Linked DNA regions of Homo sapiens: region 2 is linked to region 1. Evidence: read pairs that join two places in POLR2A ChIA-PET (ENCODE). Cell type or tissue: OCI-LY7. All regions are shown on one strand. Each heading gives the region's core, and the rest is flanking DNA. Links, peaks and the distances in the headings are about the cores only. Region 1 overlaps MSI2 (musashi RNA binding protein 2). Region 2 has its middle 12 kb from the start of CCDC182.

What was found. ChIA-PET counts read pairs that join two places held together with the same protein. Peaks named below come from ENCODE experiments on the same cell type or tissue, not always from the same donor. Only the 100,000 strongest peaks of a DNase experiment are listed, where the experiment ranks them.
Region 2: POLR2A ChIA-PET joins it to region 1 with 7 read pairs; 3 of 35 experiments call an interaction of 5 or more read pairs at or near these places.

The regions. Positions count from the first base shown.
Region 1 is chr17:57,391,830-57,396,220 of GRCh38, reverse strand. The region is part of intron 5 of MSI2 (musashi RNA binding protein 2); the gene reads right to left. Among named protein-coding and RNA genes, the nearest start is that of MSI2, 140 kb to the right of the region's middle. In OCI-LY7, for the core only: no CTCF peak of the experiment used is centred there; a DNase peak (open chromatin) is centred at 2,590.
Region 2 is chr17:57,755,092-57,759,482 of GRCh38, reverse strand. No RefSeq gene overlaps it. Among named protein-coding and RNA genes, the nearest start is that of CCDC182, 12 kb to the right of the region's middle. In OCI-LY7, for the core only: a CTCF peak has its summit at 3,532 (motif pointing right); no DNase peak of the experiment used is centred there.

The DNA.
Region 1 (4,391 bases), core at 136-4,135:
ATCAGAACAAATACATGAAAAGGCAGGAAATGGCTCTGGAGAGCCTTAAATGAGTATGAGAAAGGCCCACAGGAATTAAATCAGCTCTGGCTATTATCATGTTCCTTAAAAGAGTTCAAATTCCCCATGATGAAAAAATGTAAGCCATCTTCACTCCCCAAGAACACAGGCTTGTTTGCAGATGATGCCTCATCTGTGGGAACCCCAAGGTGGAGAAAGCCCAGGAAAGATGTTAAAATGCTAGCACTGGGTAGGATGCTGCAAACCTTCTAGTTCATCCTCCCCATTGTGCGGATGGAAAAGTCAAGTCAATGAGATGACTCGCATGCTAGTTAAAGGCAAGGCAGGTAGTTAGGAGGACAGCTTTCCCAGGCTCAGACAAGGGCTCTGTCTATTACCCCATCCTGTCCAGTGACACTGAAGAACAAAAGTGCTCACCAAATTCAGAATCCAGGATGAAATCCTATGTATCTGCCAATGTGGCAGTCTTCTCCTATCAGTCTGCATTTGAGAATTAAGTCCAATCTTTGTATGCCAGACCCACGAGCAGGGCTGCCTGAGATCACAGAACTCCCGAACACCAAGACTCCATTCCCCAAGGTGTTTCATTCAAGGTACCTCCCCTCTAAAATCCCTACTTCTCCCCATATTTTTCCCATCCTCCCTCACCCTCACAACTGCCAATACTACCATTCTTGCCACCACCAACTCTACCACCATCACCCTCGGAGCCACCCTCCTGCCACCTTCATCACTACCATAACTACTATCACCATCACATCTGAATCCAGTGGCAAACTTACTTAGCTTGCAAAGTCAGAACACAGGTCAGGTATTGGGCATCTTCTCCAACTGTTTCTAGGATCACATGTGGAAAAGAGACTGGGTTGGATCAAAAAGAGTTCCTCCAAAATTCGTGTCCATCTAGAATTTCAGAAAGTGACCTTATTTGGAAACAGGGTCTTTACAGATGTAATTAGTTAAGAATCTTGAGATGAAGTTATCCTGGACATAGGGTAAGCCCTAAATCCAGTAACGGGTGTCCTTCTAAGAAGAGGACAAACAGACACAGAAAGAAGGTGGCCATGTGCAGATGAAGGCAGGGCCTTGAGTGATGTGCCTGCAAACCAAGGAACACCAAGAATTGCGGGCAACCACCAGAAGCTAGGAGAGAGGTATGGGACAGTTTTTCCCATGGAGCCTCCAGAGGGAACCAGTCCTGCTGACACTTTGATTTCAGACTTCTGAACTCTTGAACTATGAAAGACTATATTTCTATTTCTTAAACCACTCAGTGTGTGGTAATTTGTTACAGCTGTCCCACAAAACTAATACAGAGATCTATTCGGGAGAAGCGCAAGGACACCACTGCCTTGACCTCACCTTTTTTTGGTGACAGCAGAGCCACAGTCCACATGGAAACTCTATCAATTATGGGGGAAGAGGGCATCACACCCACCCAAGCAAGGCAAGTCACGCCCACTGGCAGAGGCCACAGGGAGGACATCTCTGCTTTAAATGGTCAAATGACACCTGTCTTGAGGTGAAGAATGGGAAGGACAAAGCCACCTGTAAGGAGAAGCAACCCAAAGGTGACACAAGGATTCAAGTTCCTCTGATAAAAACACATGATGAAAGTAAGGCCAGAGTTTACGCAAGGGCAGGCTCCTGCCTAATAAAATCTGAGCTGTTGAGATATACTTTTCCCCTATGGAAAAGCCCTTTTACTGGTGTGTCTGCTTCCCTGCCTAGAATTCTCTGCCCTCACTGTAGATCATCTGTGGGCCAGGCCTGAGGTATGCACTTCCCATGAGTTGCCTGACTTAGTCCTCATGTCAATCTTATGGCAGGTCCCAGCCACTCTTCCACAGATAAGGAAACCAAGACTCAGAAATGTTAAGCATCCAAAATCAAACAGCGTATGGAGTGACAAATGGAGAAGCCAAATCTTGCCCTTCCTATTCACTGCTCTAACACCTTCATTTGCTACTGTGTCATCTTCTTTCTTTCCATAAGAAAAAAAACAATTGGAAAAAGGGGAGGATTGAGGGCACCATAAGGAGCAGGTATGTCTTCACCTTTTCTAATTTTGCAGCAAAGATGCAAAAATGACAAGCCAGATCTTCCTGGTGGAAATTTAAAATAGTGCAGCTGCTTTGGGAACAGTCTGGCAACTCCACAAATGATTAAACACAGCGTTGTCTGTCAACTCCACAAATGATTAAACATAGTGTTACCAGGCTGGGCATGGTGGCTCACACCTGTAATCCCAGCACCTTGGGAGGCCAAGGCAGGTGGATCACCTGAGGTCAGTAGTTTGAGACTAGCCTGGCCAACATGGCAAAACCCCATCTCTACTAAAAATACGAAAATTAGCTGGGCATGGTGGTGCACGTCTGTAATCCCAGCTACTTGGGAGGCTGAGGCAGGAGAATCACTTGAACCCGGGAGGCGGAGGTTACAGTGAGCCAAGATCGTGCCATTGCACTCCAGCCTGGGTGACAAGAGTGAAACATCTCAAAAATAAATAAATAAATAAATAAATAAACAAACATAGTGTTACCATATGATCCAGCAATTCCGCTCCTTAGTATATGCCCAAGAGAAATTAAAACCTATGTCCACCCAAAAACTTTTACACAAGTGTTCATGGCAGCAACAGCCAAAAAATAGAACAACCCAAATATCCATCAACAGACGAATGGATAAACAAAATGTGGTACATCCATAAATAGAATATTATTCAACTGTAAAAAGGAACGAGGTACTGACACATGCTGCAACATGGATGAACCTTGAAAGCGTTATGCCAAGTGAAACAAGCAAGACACAGAACATCACGTATTACAGTTTGGGTATCCCTTATCTGAAATGTGTGGAACCGGAAGTGTTTCAGATTTCAAATGTTTTTGGATTTTGGGATATTTGCATTATACTCAATAGTTCAGCATCTCTAATTCAAAAATCAAAAATCTGAAATGCTCCAACGAGCATTTCCCTTGAGCACCATGACAGCACTCAAAAAGTTTCAGATTTTTGAGCATTCTGGATTTTGGATTTTCAGATTAGGGATCTTCAACCTGTATTTGATTCCATCCAAATGAAAGTCCATAATAGGGAAATCTGTAGAGACAGCAGGTAAATTAGTAGTTGCATAGAGCCAGGGGAGAGGGAGGGAGTGATGGCTAAAGGGTATGCGGTTTCTTTTTGAGGTGATAAAAATGCTCTAAAATTGACTGTGGTGATGGGTGCACATATCTGTGAATATACTAAAATCCATTGAATTGCACCATTTTAAATGAGTGAATTATATGGTATTTGAATTATATCTCAATAAAGCTGTCAAAAAAAAATGACAGGCCAGAGAGATCCCTAAGCCAAGAGTCTGAATGCAAAAATGACTTAAAATAAGCCCACATGTCCAAGAAAGTGTGCCTGCCCACCATTCCCACCGCTTCGTCTCTCATCAATTCCACAGGCCTCAGGTCACCCACAGGTGACCACTGGAAAAAGGTATAACAATATTTTACGTTGCCGATTGCTAAAATTAATTTAACTTCAAAGGAAACTAATTACAAATATAACCCCAAATGTTCCTCCAAGTTCTCCCTCCCTGTATATAGCTATTAGCCAGAGAGCACCAGGGTTCAAGCTACAATTTGGCCTTCCCTCTAAATAGCTTTAAAATTGGAAGGAAAAAAATAGCCCTCGCCTATATGGAGCTGGAATATAATTCACACACAATTATACAACATAGTCAGGGCACAACGTTACCTCTGATTAAAACAACAGAAACTCACCTACAGGAGAAGGTGATCTTGTAATGAAATGATCAGGATGCTTCGGCTGGGAGCTGAAGCTCCCCACCCTCATCTCAGAGCTCTCTACCTGGCTCCCTCCTAGGCTAATTTAAAAAATACTACTTCCTCTTACCCTAGGGAAAAAGCCGCAGCCACAGGGGTGACCTGTCCACAGATTACTATCAGAGAGTAATATCCTAAACAGTAGCACTGACTCCTATTGGGGGCTGGGGGAGGTAACCGACAAAGGTAGAGAGATGAGGGCTGCCTTGGAAAGCACAGGAAATTAAGGATCATGATCCCTGCATCAAGCGCTGCAGAGCGAGGTGGCTGGCTAGCCGTCATTCCGATCACAGGCACCCAGGCTGCTCTGCATCTGCAGGCGGTTTCTCCATCACTCCATCCCTCTGGGAGCCGCTGCCCCCCAGTGCTCACCACACGGTGATTCAGACCCACTATGGGGAAGACCCCAAAGACTTTCTCAAGTGTTTGAATGATTACCAATACACTGATGCAATTAAAACCCATAATCTTTTACAACAGTGGTATTAAGCAAAATTAAGTAAGAAACCTTCACTGTTTTTGAATCTG
Region 2 (4,391 bases), core at 107-4,106, 360 kb before region 1:
AGGCTCTGTTTTATGCTACTTTTATTTATTTTTATGTATTATTATTTTTTTAGAGATGGGTCTTGCTCTGTTGTCCAGGCTACAGTATAGTGGCACAATCACAGCTCACTCGTTCTATGCTAGTTTTAATCTTCACAACAATCTTCTGAGGTAGATATTATTATCCCCATTTCTGAAATAAGAAAACTAAAGCTCAGAGAAGTTGAGTAACTTGTCTGAAGTCACACAGTTAGTAAGTGGCAGAGAGTGGATTTGAAAAGGTAGTTTGGCTCCCCAGCTCCAGTGTTTGACTATGGCCAAGTGGGTAACACACCTCCACAGAGCTGGCAGCCCACAGCATAACTGGAGGGCCACAGAGCAGCACTCCCTGTCCCCCTGCCCCGGCTGCTATAGCACCCACACAGAGAAGCACCCAGGGCTAGTTTTTTAGGTAGAAAAATTAAATGCCTATGATATCAAAGGTACAGCAATAATCACTTGGGCCTTGTCCAATTTGGTCTCTTCTCTGCTTTCACAGTGAAGGTGTGAAATCAAGGCTTTTCTCTTCATTCTTACCCTTTTATTGCCCTCCAATGAGCTTATCTATTAATACTAATTGGTCACATATGTGTTTCTGTATTCAGATCTGGAGCATAGAGCGCTGGGCTGGGAGTCTAAACCAGACTCTTACACTGGCCCTGCCAGATGTGTGATCTTTGCAGTTACCAGCCTCTCTGGGCCTCCTGGTCCTTACTGGCACTGAGGCAGGTGGATTCCAACAAGCACCAATCCCAGGCCTGGGGCCAAACTGGACCTGCCTGTGGGTTTTATTTAGTATGTTCAGTGATTAAAAAAAAATTGAATATGTTGCCAACGATTAAAATACGGAGTTTTTTTGTTTTTTTTGAGATGGAGTCTCACTCTGTCGCCCAGGCTGGAGTGCAATGGCACAATCTCATCTCACTGCAACCTTCGCCTCCCGGGTTCAAGCCGTTCTCCTGCCTCAGCCTCCTGAGTAGCTGGGATTACAGGCACCCGCAACCACGCCCAGCTAATTTTTTTTGTATTTTTAGTAGAGATGGGGTTTCACTATGTTGGCCAGGCTGGTCTTGAACTCCTGACCTCATGATCCACCCACCTCGGCTTCCCAAGGTGCTGGGATTACAGGTGTGAGCCACCGTGCCCAGCCTAAAATACAGAGTATTAACATACAAACCTGAGTCTCCGGAATCTCATGAAACCGGAAAGATCTGGGGGATTGGAGCTCCCCTTCCCACAGTGCGGTGAGAGGGAATGGTCATTGCACCCCTGTAGGCAGGCTCGTGCGGAGCACTCTCTTGCTGGAGTCCTCACCACTCCCAGTGGGTTTCCCACAGCCTGCTTCCCTGGTTTACATTCTTTCCTGGGCCCTTGAGGCATCTCCATTTGTAGCCCCGTGAGTCCACGTTCTCCAAGGCCCTGCTCCCATCTAAGTTGACTTAGGTGTTTCATGTGCTCCCCGTGGTCTCTACGCTTCAAAGGGATTAGAAGTGTCCCCTTCACTTATGACCCCCACAGGGCCTCTATAGGTGGTCCCAGTACCTGCTGGGTGACTGAGTCTGTCACACAATTGGGAGACCCGGAGGGCTGAGGTCTTTGCGCTGCTCTGCCCTGGTGTTTTCGTTCTGTTCTGTTTTGTTGTTGCTGCTGCTGTTGACACTGGCGGGTAGAGAGTTAGGAGGAAGCTTGGAAGGTCGGTCTCTCATGCCTTTGCAGCCCCAGGTCCCCACTGGACTCCACTCTGGAAGAGGGACGGGCGCACAGGGAATGGACACATCCCCATTGTGTGGAACCCCAGAACCCACATTTCTGCCTGTTCCTTTTTACAAAGCTCCTGCTTTTCAGAGATTAATTGTTGTCAAATGCAACTTATTTTCTAATCCTTTCAGGACCCATTTAAAACCTTCTGCTTTATTTTACCTTTTTTGATAAAGTCACTGAGGGTTTTTTTTTTTTGGATTTGCCAGTGATTGTCCAGTTTGACAAACTGGATTCTTAAAGCTGATTCTTTGAAGAAAAGGATGCAGTGTGACAAGACAATAAACAGCTCATCCTCAAATCAGGAGGATATATAAAAAAAATAAAAGCAACCCCAATCTCCAGCTTTCCTGTGACTCAAAGGGTGTCTCAGTTGTCACTGATAATCTAATCTTTCTATGATAGGTGAGGAACAGGACAATGGCGACCCAGCCAGGCTGTGGGTGTGACAGGCCTCTGATTAATAGGACTGTCCAATAAGCCCCCAGCCCCCAGGAAGAAGATTAATGACATTTGATGTGAACTCTGACCTCCCGCGGCAAGAGCAGAGGGAGAAAAGGGAGCCGCTCAGACAGAATGGTGCATCCTGCAGCCGTTGATTGATTCCTGAAGGCTTTGTTACCTGGAGGTGGTGTGTCTCGGGAGGGGGCCTGAGCATCTTGTTGCCTGCTCATGGGCTTTGACTGGAACCCCAGCCTAGCAGGATTTTACAGTTTACACCTCTCCCAAAGACCAGCCTTTTAACTGCTCCCCGGAACACTGTGTCTGAAAAGTAACAACCTCCAGAGCCTTGGCCAACCCCTGCTGACCTGTCATCTTCAACCTATGGGATCACTTTGACCCCTCCCCAACCCCAGTGCTAGGAATCAAATGAAGGAGGCTTTAAAAGCCAGGCTCCGCTCGGTGCTGTTGGCTCACGCCTGTAATCCCAGCACTTTGGGAGGCTGAGGCGGGCGGATCACCTGAGGTCAGGAGTTCGAGACCAGCCTGACCAACATGACGAAACCCCATCTCTACTAAAAATACAAAATTAGCCAGGCGTGGTGGCACATGCCTGTAATCCCAGCTACTCAGGAGGCTGAGGCAGGAGAATTGCTTGAATCCAGGAGGCGAAGGTTGCGGTGAGCTGAGATTGCACCATTGCACTCCAGCCTGGGCAACAAGAGTGAAATTCTGTCTCAAAAAAAAAAAGAGAAAAGAAAAATAAAGCCAGGCTCAAAAGTCTTCCTTGGGGCTTTTTACCTCATTCTATGGGTTGACAGGGTCTAGGATCGGGGGAAGTGACTGGCTTTATGGCAAAAAAGTGTTTCTGTAGCTGGCAGGAAGCAGCTGAGATGCTCCCAGCACAGAAACCAGAGGTAAAAGGGCATGAGGTGGGCATCTACCTGGCTACCAGAGGACATTCAGGGGGTGGGAGGAGACAAGGAGACAGCCTGCTTGCCTCCCATGGCTTGGTTGAAAAACCAAAGTCAGGCTCGGCAGTGGTTGGGTCTTTTTGCCTTGCTCTCAGGCTGACTCTCCAAATTGCCTCCCCTTAACAGCATGACCATCACATAGCCTTAAATGGTTTTTCCTGCTTAGTGGCCTTTTCTGACTTTACTGCGTATCTCAACTATTGTACGAGCGGGACCATTTGGCATCTAGGCCTTGGTTATAATAATGACCAAATGATGATGGCCAAGAAAAGTATGAATCATGAGTTAGCTCGACCACTGAAGTGTGTGGGCCAGTGACCACCCAAGAGCTGGAAGTGTGTCTGCCTGTGAGTGTGAGCAAGACCTGAGCACCAGGGGGCCCTGCTCCTGGAAGCAGCCTTACTTGTTGGTAGACTGTAAACAAGGGTGGCTGGAGGGGCCCTCTGAGAGGTGCGCCCAAGACAAGACCCATGGCAGTGGGAGTCAGAGATCCACAGACCCCCTGACTAGAGAGGCAAGGCGGAACTTTGGTACAGCCCTCACTTTCTGATAACACACTTCAAAACCATTGAAAGCTGAATTTGGTTTTCAGAACCTTAGCTGACGGACAGCACTCTCAGCTACCCAGGGGCACTGCAGGCCAGTGGGTCCTTGTTGGCAGTCTTGCCAGCTTGCATCACACAGCAGAAGTGGGTCGTGTTTGAATATTTTATGGCATTTGGCTTTATCTGATACATTTGAGTGGGAGATGGACAAAATAAAGCTGCTGTAATAGGACTCATCAACCTAATTTCACCCGGACAAAGGTGAGCCTTGGCAGGCATGCCTGGGCTGGTGGCTCTTGACTTCAAAACATGATGCACATAAAGTCCCTGTGTCTGGCACATAGAAAATGCTTTAAGGGTGAGAATTCATATATTTTTAAAAAATAAATGATTATTCACAATGTGATGCTCATTGGATGATCCTTTGACAGTGTGCTCAGTTGTAAAGAGGAAGATTCAGGAGCACATGTGAAATACTGAAAATTATTTTTGAGGAAATATTCCAAAGAAGAGGTGTAATTAGGGATTTTATAATTTCCTTTTTTTTTTTTTTTTTTTTTGAGATGGAGTTTTGTTCTTGTTGCCCAGGCAGGAGTGCAATGGCGCGATCTTGGCTCACCGCAACCTCCGCCTCCCGGGTTCAAGCAATTCTCCT